Regions from separate parts of the Mus musculus genome. Here regions 2 and 3 are each linked to region 1. Evidence: chromatin contacts called from ENCODE Hi-C or POLR2A ChIA-PET data. All regions are on one chromosome and are shown on one strand. The core of a region is the stretch at or near the end of the contact, and the rest is flanking DNA. Distances in the headings are between cores, read along the strand shown.

Region 1 (4,020 bases), core at 559-3,058:
TACCAGAAACAACAGAAAAGAGACACCTTTCCAGTTCTGTAAACTGCTGTCACAGAAGCAAAACAGGATGAGTCAGAGGAGAATCAATCAAAAAAAAAAAATCAATTTCTTCTACTTTTCAAGGGAAGCTGGTTTATGCAAAATCCTGCACTCAATAGGTAAAGCAGCAAGAAACAGCCACCCTTAACCAGGCAAAACAACAAGGCAGTCCCATACAGTCACTCCCTAACAGAGTGGGGTGGGGGTCCCAGCACAATAGCCCACAATGTCTTAAACCAGCCTTAATGTCTCACCAGATCCATCATGAACCTAGTTGAGTTCAAATAACCGTAAGGCACATCCTCACCTCCGAGATGTAACTAGCACACATCCAAGCACTGAGAGCAGGCCACCACGAGGTTTTTCCCAGTCATGGAGTCCATGTGACGTTTCTGATTTCCTGACAGCTTTGCTCCTTCTAAATCTTTTAAGAAGTCCCACTTGGAGCTCCAAGGATAGAAACACAAACGCTTTCCCACTGGCTAGAGCTTTAAGAAGGACTAGCTATGACCATAGGACTGTGCAAGTGAACAAGCCCAAACTTGTCACTGCCCATATGCAAAACAGGCCTGCAACATCCTACCACATGCACTTCAACAGAGACCTGCATCCTTAGCCCTCCCCAACACACAGACACACAGACAGACAAACAGACAGACAGACAGGCAAGCAGGCAGGCACACACACACACACACACACACACACACACACACACACACACATTTGGCTTTCTCTAGGTCAAATGACAACAACCCCTTAAAAACACAAGAGCAGAAAGGAAACAAAAACCTCACTTCTCCCTATACTCTCTTAAGTGATTTCTCTCCTTAAGCTTCTAGAACGTTCTGGAGAGCTCAAAAGGACAGATTATCACCCACTAGTAAACTAGTAAGAAAATCCATGATGTGTCTACACATAGGCACATGTAGCTTCATGGCTGCGCTTCCTGGAAGTCTGCACAGTTCTCCCACACCACTCATAGGTACAGCAGAAAATACTAGCCAAGAAAGGGCCAATCTAGTTAAAGCAACAAGCTATCCAAAAAGAATTAGCAAGGATGAAGGCGTGGGGGCCTTCCACGAACACAGGAACGCAATACAAAAGCACAGAAAGTTTCCTGACACAGGGAGTTTTAGGAGATCACCTTCTTTCTGCCCCGAGGGGGTGTCTCGGAGGAGGGCTGGCCAAGGATGGAGGGAGCATCACTAGACTAGACTCAGACTTCCAGTTTCGTAAATGAGGCCTCCAAACCACATCAGCGGCCCCAAATCTGCGCTGATTGCAGGGGGCGTCTCTCTCTTTTAGACCTGAGGAAATGGGCTCTTGATCAAGTGCATAAATCCAGAATTACCTCTATGTAGAGGCCATCCTGGGAAATCTCCCTCGCACCCACACTTCTCACCCACACCCAAACTCTCTGGCAATCTCGAGTCTAGTGATGAGGAAAAGTGCAAGGTTAACACGCGCTCGTGGGAATGCAAAAGCCACTTTCCTCTATCCAGACTCTGCATCCCTGGGCTCCAGAGTTTCCAGGGGATAAACTTGGAACTTACAAGAGGGTGGATCCAGCCGTGACTCCGAGGTCACCGGGGCTGCCAACATCCTTTCCACGCGGATATCCACTCGGGGGGCTCTGGGAATGCTAAGTTCGTAGCTTCTCTTCATCCTGGCCTTGCCGAGCCCGCTTGACCAGTGGGTCCATGTGCTCGGCGGCCACACGCGCTCTGCCTGGTAGAGCGCGGGGCTGGCGGGTGGCCCGTGACGTCACGGCGGCTCGCTCCCGGCCGCGGGGGAGGGGGAGAAGCGCGCGCCACCGGGCAGGCCGCGTGTGTCCCCGATCTCCTGGTGTCTGGAGGTTTCTGACCTGAGGGATCCAGCTCGCCCCTCTGCCTGCTGCCCTAGGCAATGAAGGGGCATCAAGCCTGAGAGGAGAACCGCATGGAGGTGGCGTGCCACTGAGGCTGCTTAATGCCCAGATGGCCCTAGTAGAGAGCACACTCTGTCAGTCCTGGGCTGGGAGGTTCTAGCTGCACTCAAACCTAGGTCCTACATAGGTCCCACACAGCCTGGGGCTATGCCCAGGCGAGGTCAACTAGCTTTCCCACCTCCCCTCCCCACCCTCCCCTCCCCCACACTATTCCTTTTTAAGGTAGACATCCCATCCCCCTTCACCTTGAAGCTTAGCAGTCTTCCCACTTTTCGGATAGGGAAGGAGACTCCAGTGAATTAAAAGGACCAAACTGCTCAGAAAATAGGTCAGTAGTTCCTACAGAAGACCCCCCCGAATCTGTTCTATTTCAGAACTCTCATCTGAGAGCAGTCCTGGGTACCATCCATCATCTGTGGTTCTGGAGAGAAGGACGTACTAAGCAAACTCTAGCTGAGAGAGGACCACCTGTCTGCAGCATCCTCCATTCTTGGTCCGTACAGGGTATTACACTAACCTCTCAAATGTGCAAAAGCCTCTGCAAAGAACGAAGGCTGGTGTGAAAGGCACGCGTATACCACGATATTCTTTTCGCTGTATTCAATCCAGCACCGAACAGGTGCACGTCTCTAGTACCATTTAGTCAAGCGCGGCAACGTGCTACAACCAGAAAGGGGAATGAAAGATGAGGTAGACTCAGATCCTAGAGGGAAACCGGAGTCCTGTGGAAAGCGGGTTGCATAACTAGGTGATACCAGGATCGCGGAAAGTAACGCGGGTCCACTCTTCTCTCAGCACACTATACCTCACTTTATTTCAATCTCTCAGAGAGTCTTTATCTCCTCCCTCCCTCTACGTTCCCCCTTCAATGTCTTCACTTTCATTACTTCTTAGCCACATGAAGATGTCTCTGTTGAAGAGAAAATTTACCATACTCGTGTGTGCCAGTGCGATATGCACGGATAATCGCGCTGTGTGTGGTTGGTTTCCACCCTGAGAGTGACCGAACAGATCTTCCGATTATCTCCTTCAGATTATCTCCTTCTTGTGCTAGAGAGTGAAGAGGGTTCTGAATTCTATGTCTGTATGTGCTTTCGATGTGTCAGACATTTCCCAAACCACCTGCTGCGACCTTGGGGAGAAGCAACCACAGGCTCTCAGAGGCCCAGTTTTAAAGACAACTTCAGTAACAAATCCCTGAAGATGCCACCTGCTCCTTCCAGTTAGTCCTGTACACTAGACCTCCCAACGGCTGAAGACCTTCACCCAGGTTCATTCAGCTTTAGTCTCGACCCAGTTTGCCCTTCCCTGGGACTAAATTTTGCTGCGCTAATTTTAGGCTAATATTTTCCCCCGATATAATATAAAAATATCATTTGGGAATTTCACATAATACACTCTAATAGCACTCTTATCCCGATCCTCCCATGTCAGTCCTCCCCACCTTTGTGAACATCCCTACCACCACCACCACCACCACCACCACTGGAAAGTCATAGAGCCACTGGAGTATGGCCACACTCCTAGGGACCAGCCAGCTCCTTAAAGAAAACTGATTCCTTCCCCACCTACCCGACCCCCTCCAGAAGCCATAAGTTGTGGAGAGCTACACTTCAGCATTCTTACCACATTTTTTAAAGCATTCTCTTCGAAGGCTTTCTGTCCAGGTTGTTACTTTGGGGAGTGGGGCTTCCTTTTATGGGATGTTTAAAAATTTTTCCAGTGCCGGGCATGGTGGCCCACACCTTTAATCCCAGCACTTGGGAGACAGAGACAGGTGGATTTCTGAGGTCCAGGCCAGCCTGGTCTACAAAATGAGTTCCAGGACAGCCAGGGCTATACAGAGAAACCCTGTCAAAAAAAAAAAAAAAAGAAAAAAAGAAAAAAGAAAAGAAAGAAAGAAAAAAAAAGAAAAAGAAAGAAAGAAAGAAAATATTCCAGCAAAATTTCACAGAAGAAAGTATTTTTAATAGCACTACTATCTAAAACAAACATTATAATATATGTTTCTAATTTTATCTTTTCCTTTTGTTTTTTTTTTTTTGTTTTTTGTT
Region 2 (4,020 bases), core at 957-3,456, 53 kb after region 1:
TGGTGAAGTTCACGTTGAGGGGCATCGTCGTGGCTGTCTGCTGGAGGGGGCACAGCAAGGGAAGCAAGTCTAGAGTTATCCAGCTCTGGTTGGTGCGGAAACCTGGCGCAGCGCGTACCCCAATCCTGAACCACTCCCCTTTCAGCGTGCTGTACTTCCAAGTGTGTGTGTGTGTGTGTGTGTGTGTGTGTGTGTGTGTGTGTGTGTGGTTGGGGGGGAGGCATGCACTCTTTTACTCCCTACTATCAGTGACGCTCGTCGGACTAGCAGCTGCTCCGAGTCCCCGCCTCCTTCGAGCAGGGACTTAGCCCTGCAGACGCCCAGGAATCGCCATCGGCCTTGGCTTCAGAGGCTGAGGGAGGCGACTGTAGGGAATACAGTCTGCTAAGAGCCGAGGCGCAAAGTTTTGCGCCACCTGAAGGAGAAAGGCGAGAGGCGCCGCGTCGCTCGGCCCCCTCCCGTGTGCCGGCTCTCTGCGCCGCCGACCGGGTCCGAGTCCCTATTCGCGCCGTCGCCGCGCTCCTACCCAGCCGGCGCCGCCGCCCCTCTCCGCCCTCCTCTTTCTCCACCCCCAGCGCGCCCCCTTCCTTCCTTTGCCGGCTTTTCTTTCCGATTGCTGACTTGGAGGAGAGAGCTCAGTCTCCGGCTATCACAAGCCTCTCGAAATAAAAGGGGAGGGGGTGTCAAATAATAAGAGACACCTCCCTTCTACACTCTAAACCGCGACGCCACTGCACCAGAGACCCTGCAGCGATTCAGCACTGGGTGCAGGGCGTCTTCCCTCTCCCCGCCGAGGGTAGCAGCTGTTACGGAACCGCTCAGATCACGACTCACCGCAGTCTTCCTAGCAATTCAGGGGCGCGAGGGATACCCGCGGATCCCAAGTAGGAATGTGAGGATTCCCTCTGGTTTCCCCCAAGTCAACGAATCGGTCACATCCCTGTCCCAATTTTGCTTCTCCTCACTGCGCTAGCCCAACATCAAGTCCTAGTGCCGCGGGGGTCAGGCTTAAATTTTACTACGATCACTATTTTTAAAGCCAAAATAGCAACTTCTTAAAAGGCTCAGGGACGGGTTGCGATCGCCGCCGGGGATTGGCGGGCGGGACGCACCTCCGTGTCGGTCCCAGGCTGTCAGAAATGCACCAAGCTGAAATTTAAATGCCCTCTCAGAGACTGGTAAGTCAGAAGCTACGGAGCCTTCTCGCTCCCAAACGCAAAAGGTAATCCCTTCTCCAAAGACCTCAGGATTCCAAGGGCTTTCTTTGGCCACCACGAAGCGACCTCCCGGTTTGACCCCTCAAAGGACACATATCAATTAATGTAGCAAAGCAAGAATGTCCAACCGGCCGGGTCAGCGTCAGCCCATAGTAACCTCGGGAACCCCGCTTCAAAATGCATCCCGGTTTTTCCCTTCCCCTTTCCTCTGTCATCTTGACAAGTCGCTCTACCCCGACTCAGATCTACCCCAGCCTACCCCAACTACTCTTGAGAAAAGTGTCAAAAGCACAGGAATGGAAGAAAGACTGTCCTAACCGGCCGCTACATTCAAGACGCAGAAAGAACACAGGGAAAGACCACCAGATCTGTGCTTACCGGGGTTTCCAACGCCCAAAGGAAATCCAGCCTTCAAACAGCTCGAGGAGCTCTTTTCAGGAGAGCTGATCGCGGGCAGAGGCAGAGAACACTGTCCCCAAATAGACAAAAATTCCCTCCCCGGAGCCTGGGGAGTCCTGTCCTGGCTCGCAGATTGTAAGTTCCAGTGAGAAGTGTCTGCCCGCTGCAATGGGCAAAGTTTCCCAGCGGCGGCGAGGGTTGCGGCCGCTGATGTTGGGTCAGTCGCAGGGTTGGGGAGAGTGGGCGGCAGGCTCGGAGGCAAAGCCCCTCTCACTCCAGAGCTGCCTTCTTAGGTCGCCCCGGAGCGCGGCTCTGCACACACGGCTCTTCCAACCGTCCGCTCACTCCCTCTGTCTCTCGCTGGAATTACTACAGCGAGTCAGAAAAAAACGCCCGAAAAGCTTCTTTTATACTGCGACTCAGGATCCCTCCCCTCCCTTCTTTTTCCCGCCAAGCGTCGGCGAAGCCCTGCCCTTCAGGAGGCAGGAGGGGAGCTGAGTGAGGCGAGTCGGACCCGGCAGCTGAGAGCAGCGCAGCCCAGGGGTCCTCGGCCGCGCAGACCCCCGGAATATAAAGGGCGGGTGGGCGGGGATTAGCCAGAGAATCTCTCTTTCTCCCTTCCCCACCTCTCTCTATTTTTTTTTCCTCCTCTCGCTTCCCCGCCCTCTGCTTTGGGAACTCGGGAGGGGGGCTAGTGGGGAGCCGGGGAAAGAGGAGGAGGAGCCTCAGCCCCGCAGCCCAGTACTCCGGCTCCGGGGTGTAAACAGTAATAGCGCAGCATGAATTAACTGCGCGCCCGACCATTTTCTCTTGCTCGCGCGCTAGTCCTTTCCCTTTCTGTACGGTTGTTCGGGCGCAGCGCTCGGCTGAACTGTGTTCTTGCCCTGCGTATATCAGTCACCGCAGGTGGAACAGCTGCCTCGCTCCACACAATACGCCATGTACCCTGGACCGCGTCACGCACGTCCCGGGCGGCCAGGCGTCTCTCTAAGGCTGGGGAAAACAGAATTTAGAAAGGGGGAAGGACGAACGAATGAGTTATCTAGGAGCCCCCGCTCAGTGTGTGGAGTGATAGAGGGTGATCAACCGCAGATGAGGTCTATGCAGGAAAAACGATGTCTGGAATTTTATTAAAATTGCTCAGCAACTCACTGCCACGTATACTTGGAGAGCCACTTAGGGATAAACAGCCACTCCATCTCGCGGGGAAGGCATTGTGTATTTTGCCTTTGGTCGTACAGTTATGTTGACTGGGCACATTCTTTCCAGAACGACCCCCCCCCCCAATTTGCTGCCAAAAGGCAGATTCCCCCCCCCCCCCACACACACACTCCAGCACCTCCGGTTCGGACTTCCACCCGGCGGGTGGTGTGGAGGCGGCTCTTTCCCCTGTAGGTCTCCCTGCGCAGTCCAGTAAAGTGGCGGCGGGTGCGCTCTACCCGGCTCCTCCGGGAGGAGTCTCTGCCGGTCTACACCCCATACACCTCCACACAGTTCCAGGGCCACAGTCGGTTTTCACAAGAGGCAAATCCTCTTTGCCCCTGTGGAGCCAGTTTGCAGCAGACTCTGGTTTAGGAGCTGGGGTGGGGAAAATCAAGGCGCTAGACGCGAGAATATGCCATGAATTGGGGGGTTGGGGAAAACCCGGACTTCCCAGAAAGGGGGAGGAGTGAATTGCCAACCCAGATCTGGGGAGCCTGCAGAGACCCTAGAATAAAGAAAACCGTTAACCCCTTCCTCCCAGGACAAACCCAAGCTTTCCCCTTTTATTACTGGAATCGTAATTATGCACTTAAAAAAAAAAGTCGGCCCTGATCAGATCAAAGTAACGTTACATTTTTGCCTTCGTATGTGTGTGTTAAGCTAATTAAAAGCTGATTTTAATTTATACATTAATTTCCCAGTTTCCTTTTTCCTGAATACTACGCTGTGCATTCTGTACAATCCCCAAACGTATACATACACACTTTATATATACACGATAATCTAGCTTATTAACCAACCAGAAACATGAGTCTTTTGCTCTGTGCATTGGTTCTAGATTTATTATATAATGCATATTCCCTCGGGATTTGCTTATCCTACACTTTAAAACCCAAAGAAGTCTTCTTATTCCGGACTCCTCGCCCCAAGGCACTTAAAGAAACCTCTCTCACTGCTACCCGGTTTAAAAAAAAAAAAAAAAAAAAAAAAGAAAGAAAAGAAAATACAGTAGCGTGTATAAGGTGCTCATTGTTCAAAGTTGTTATTAGCCACTGAGTTTGCAATTTAGGATTCAGCTGTTGAATGATAGTATCTTCCTTCATCGAGCTCATTGCACAATTCAGCTTTAAGGATTGCAAAATGACTACAGCCTCTAGGATTTTGCCTCAAACACCAAGAGCCACCAATCCCTAGTCTGCGT
Region 3 (4,020 bases), core at 388-2,887, 42 kb before region 1:
TTCTCTGTGTAGCCCTGGCTGTCCTGGAACTCACTCTGTAGATCAGGCTGGCCTCGAACTCAGAGATCTGCCTGCCTCTGCCTCCCAAGTGCTGGGATTAAAGGCGTGAGCCAACACTGCCTTGCCACACACGAATTCATACGTGCACACATAAATAAAATAAACATAATAGGATATATTTTTATAGTGTCACTAAAAATGAATCCCGAGGTAGAAAAAAGGAAAGGATCAAAAAGGTAGGTCCAGATCACAGAGGCAACTGTTGTACATCAGTTTGTGAAAAACTACTCACATGGCCATCCTTTTTGAAAGGCCCCAATGCTGGATGATGTCCTTAGAAAATGAATCATTCCTGGACACAAGAGAGTTCTGAAAGCTTCTATCAAAACCAGAAATCTGGTGGCATAGCCTATAACTGCACTAGGAAGACAGGGAAGGGGGGATCAGAAGGTTGGGAACAACCTTGTTCTACAGCAACACTCTATTAGAAATTTCCCCATCACCATCTGCCTTTATGCTACTATTCAAAATGCCCGCCTTCGAAGCGTGTCCATACCCAAAGCTCTTTCCAGCTCACTCATCACCTTCCATAGAAGGTAACAATGGCCTCCTAATCATCTCTCTAGTCATGAGGTTCCTGGTGAATTCAAAGGATGACTGTTTTCCATCTTGCCCTACAGATCTTTGAGGTCTAGCCCATCTGGCCCCAGTGGATAAGTGGTGGCTGAACACTGGACCACTTCCACAAGTGGCTCACATCAGCACTAACACATGGGTCATCAGCCTTACCTAGGAAGCCATAAAACAGACTCCTTCCCAAAGGATGGGTTAGGCTTTAGAACTAGCACTAGCCGGCAGAGGTGACTCCACCAAAGCCACATGAGCAGAGGAAAAGTTCTAGAGCCCAAACCCTTGCAGTATGTCCTGTGCTAGCACAACTATGCAACCAACCATCTTTCCACTCAGGGTCAGCTAGGGCTCTATCTCCAGTGCTACCGGACAGATACAGTATATACAGAGTCCTCCCTGCCAAGCTCCTAGCTGTTCCCTGCCCCCAACAGTTGAAAGCCCTCCTCTATCAGAGGCCAGATCGGGCCTCAGCATTCAGTCTCACCCCATAGAGAGCCTAGGCCTTCTAAAGACATTTTTATTTGTCTAAAGACATTTTACCTTGGGAGTTGGCTTCCTGCACTACAGGACAGCTGCCTTAAGAGGAAGACTCGAGGCAACCAGATTGGGTGGGGGTTTGGGGGAGGGGTGCTAAACTGAGTCAGGCAGGTCTGAGCATCAAATTCTAGATACTCTGATATTCTGACTTATGCTTCTCACTCTGCCTCTGAACTGGTATCATCTACTAGACCCCATTCCTTCAAACACCAAATGGGTATAAGGACAGTGAGATTTAATACACAAGAATTCTTCCACTTGTTCACTAAAAAAAAAAAAAAAAAAAAAAAAAAAAAAAAAAAAAAGATTGAATTCTCAAGGTAGCTTCAGGATGCTCCCAAAACACGCACGATACAAGAAAGTTGGCTGATCTTCCTGAGACGCACCTAGGGCCCAGGAATCTGCCCTACTTCACTCTTGCCCCAGCTTGCTTAATCACCGCCCTGGCTCCCTGCCTGTCAGCCAGCTGCTGACTTGAATTGAACTTTTGGATTCTGAATCCTAGCTGGCAGCCCGAGGTGTGTATCACTCCCTAGCCTACACACATAGGCCTAGAAAGGAATCAGGGTAAAAGAGTCCTTGAGGAGGACAGAGAGGGTCAAATGCCAGTGTGAACTGCCTTTAAATGCCCCAAGAGTCAGGACAGCCCATCTGGGTCCCACACAAGGGCTCACTGTTGAGTACACAGCTGTACCACTTGTGACTCAGAGAATGACTCAGCAGTCCACTAGAAGAGCATGCAGAAAAGCTTTTGAGTCACTTCTAGAAGGGGGGGGGGGGGGTGTGCCAAGCTACCAGCACAGCTCAGTCCAGAGGAATGCCCTCCCCTGCCAGCCTTGCCCACTGCCTGAGATTCATACACTCGGTATCCCAGCAGGGGCACGTGATGGGCCTGACACTGGGCCAGGCCAAATAGGCAGGGGCAACAAAAGTCCCATTTCCCGGCTGGGATGAGATCATTGTGAAGCGGGGGAGAAAGGAAGCAGGATCCAGGACCCAAGAAGGGGTGGGGATGGCCAGGAAGTCAGCAAGCATCCCTGCTAGGATAGAACAGGGAACAAAGGGGCAAAATAGAGCCTGGGCCCAAGGGCACAATGGGACCCCCAGTGTAAATTACTCTGAATGGCACACAGACTCAGAGAGTATCTTGTACCACCCCCATCCCCAACCTCCCACATTTCCCTCCTTCTTCATTCATCTTTATTTATTAGAACTCAACTTTGGTTACTCAGCCCAGCAAATACACCCCTACAGAAAGCTTCTGTCACAACCAGCTTGAGTCAAGATATACTGTGGAGACCTCTACATCAGCATGCCCCTCCCCTCCCGCAGAGTCCCTCTATTCTATTCCTTCTTTATGGGACCTGTGCAGCTCCTGCTGCAGCTCTTCCATACAGACTTCCAGGAGAAGTGAGAAACTTGCTTTCTTTCTCAGCAACCTCTAGGTTGGCAAAGTCACAAGAGCATTGCCCTACAAGCTGAAGAGCATGCTCTATATTAGAGCAAAGGCGGGCCAAGCCCCTGGAGGGATCACTATCAAAGAGCATCCAGGTCATTCACTTAAGGCTGGGCATGGTGGCCACATACCCTTGGCCCCAGTGTTTGAGAGGCAGAGGCAGGACAATCTTTGAGTTAGAGACTAGCCTGGCCTTCATAGCAAGCTCAAGGACAGCCAGGACTACTTAGAGACCCTGTCTCAAAAATAGAGAGAAAGAGAGAAAGAGAGAGAGAAAGAAAGGAAGGAAGGAAGGAAGGAAGGAAGGAAGGAAGGAAGGAAGGAAGGAAGGAAGGAAGGAAGAAAAAAGAGGGAGAGAGGGAGGGAGGGAGGGAGGGAGGGAGGGAGGGAGGGAGGGAGGGAGGGAGGGAGGGAGGAAGGGACCAGAAGTTGAGAAAGGTAGGTAGTCACCTATGTCTTCCTGATAATAAGGAATGGCCAATGGCCTCAGCTCATTTTACTCAGCCTTGTTTTGGTTCTCTGGCTTTACCTCCTCGTCTTGCTGAGATGCTGCAAAGTATACCATTCAATTGTTTTATATATATATATATATATATATATATATATATATATATATATATATTTTTTTTTTTTGTTTTGTTTTTTTTTGTTTTTGTTTTTGTTTTCCGAGACAGGGTTTCTCTGTATAGCCCTGGCTGTCCTGGGACTCACTTTGTAGACCAGGCTATATTAATAAACTCAAGGAAAAATCTCAATCCTATGAGACAGACGTCACTGTGGCTTGCTATTTTATAGAGGGATTGAACAGAGACCCAGAACAGTTAATTACATTCACAGTGACATTCGAACCTAAGTGACTCACATCCGAGTACCAAGCTCTACACCTCACTTCCTATTAGCCCCACACCTTCCAAATCAGGAAAGGGAAACACTGACCAGCCTTCAGCCTCCAGTTTCTCATTTTGGTGAATTGTAGAACTAAGTGTATGTGTGTGTGCATGTGTGCGTGCGTGCGTGCGTGCGTGTGTGTGTGTGTGTGTGTGTGTGTGTGTGTAGATGAGGGGAGGGTGGTTCAAAAATGTTTGTCAAAAGTAAAAGGGTTTTGAGCTGGGCGTGGTGGCACACTCCTTTAATCCCAGCACTCAGGAGGCAGAGGCAGGCGGATTTCTGAGTTCGAGGCCAGCCTGGTCCACAAAGTGAGTTCCAGGACAGCCTGGGCTATACAGAGAAACCCTGTCTTGAAAAAACAAACAAACAAACAAAAAAGTAAAAGGGTTTTGAATGCACAAGAGCCAACACTTAGTTCAAATCAAAAGCAGGAAGAAGAATCCGAGAAGTTTCTGGCAGGGCTCACCCATGGAGCATCACATGGTTTCACCGCAGTGTGAACACACGGA

The links. Hi-C counts contacts between places; a loop is a spot of excess contacts on that map. ChIA-PET counts read pairs that join two places held with the same protein, here RNA polymerase II (POLR2A).
Region 2: a map of left cerebral cortex shows a loop between it and region 1 (4-fold over the local background). The contact joins the promoter of Myc here to the promoter of Pvt1 in region 1. A Hi-C loop is called at or near these places in 12 of 37 maps with a recorded cell type or tissue (CH12.LX, adrenal gland, gastrocnemius and 3 more). POLR2A ChIA-PET finds 5 or more read pairs at or near these places in 3 of 5 experiments (Patski and embryonic stem cell).
Region 3: a map of T-helper 17 cell shows a loop between it and region 1 (2.1-fold over the local background). The contact joins the enhancer-like site here to the promoter of Pvt1 in region 1. A Hi-C loop is called at or near these places in 2 of 37 maps with a recorded cell type or tissue (T-helper 17 cell and left cerebral cortex). POLR2A ChIA-PET finds 5 or more read pairs at or near these places in 4 of 5 experiments (Patski and embryonic stem cell).

The regions. Positions count from the first base shown.
Region 1 is chr15:62,035,774-62,039,793 of GRCm38, reverse strand. It overlaps Pvt1 (Pvt1 oncogene), which reads right to left and starts at 1,808. Exons shown (of 5, transcript NR_132747.1): 1 at 1,593-1,808.
Region 2 is chr15:61,983,527-61,987,546 of GRCm38, reverse strand. Myc (myelocytomatosis oncogene) reads right to left here and starts at 2,206. Exons shown (of 3, transcript NM_001177352.1): 1 at 1,596-2,206; 2 at 1-40. The coding sequence starts at 25.
Region 3 is chr15:62,077,435-62,081,454 of GRCm38, reverse strand. All of the region lies in intron 1 of Pvt1 (Pvt1 oncogene), which reads right to left. Among named protein-coding and RNA genes, the nearest start is that of Pvt1, 41 kb to the right of the region's middle. Within about 2 kb of position 1,637, at least 2 of the 3 ENCODE cell types and tissues checked have a DNase peak (open chromatin) inside an H3K27ac peak, as active enhancers do.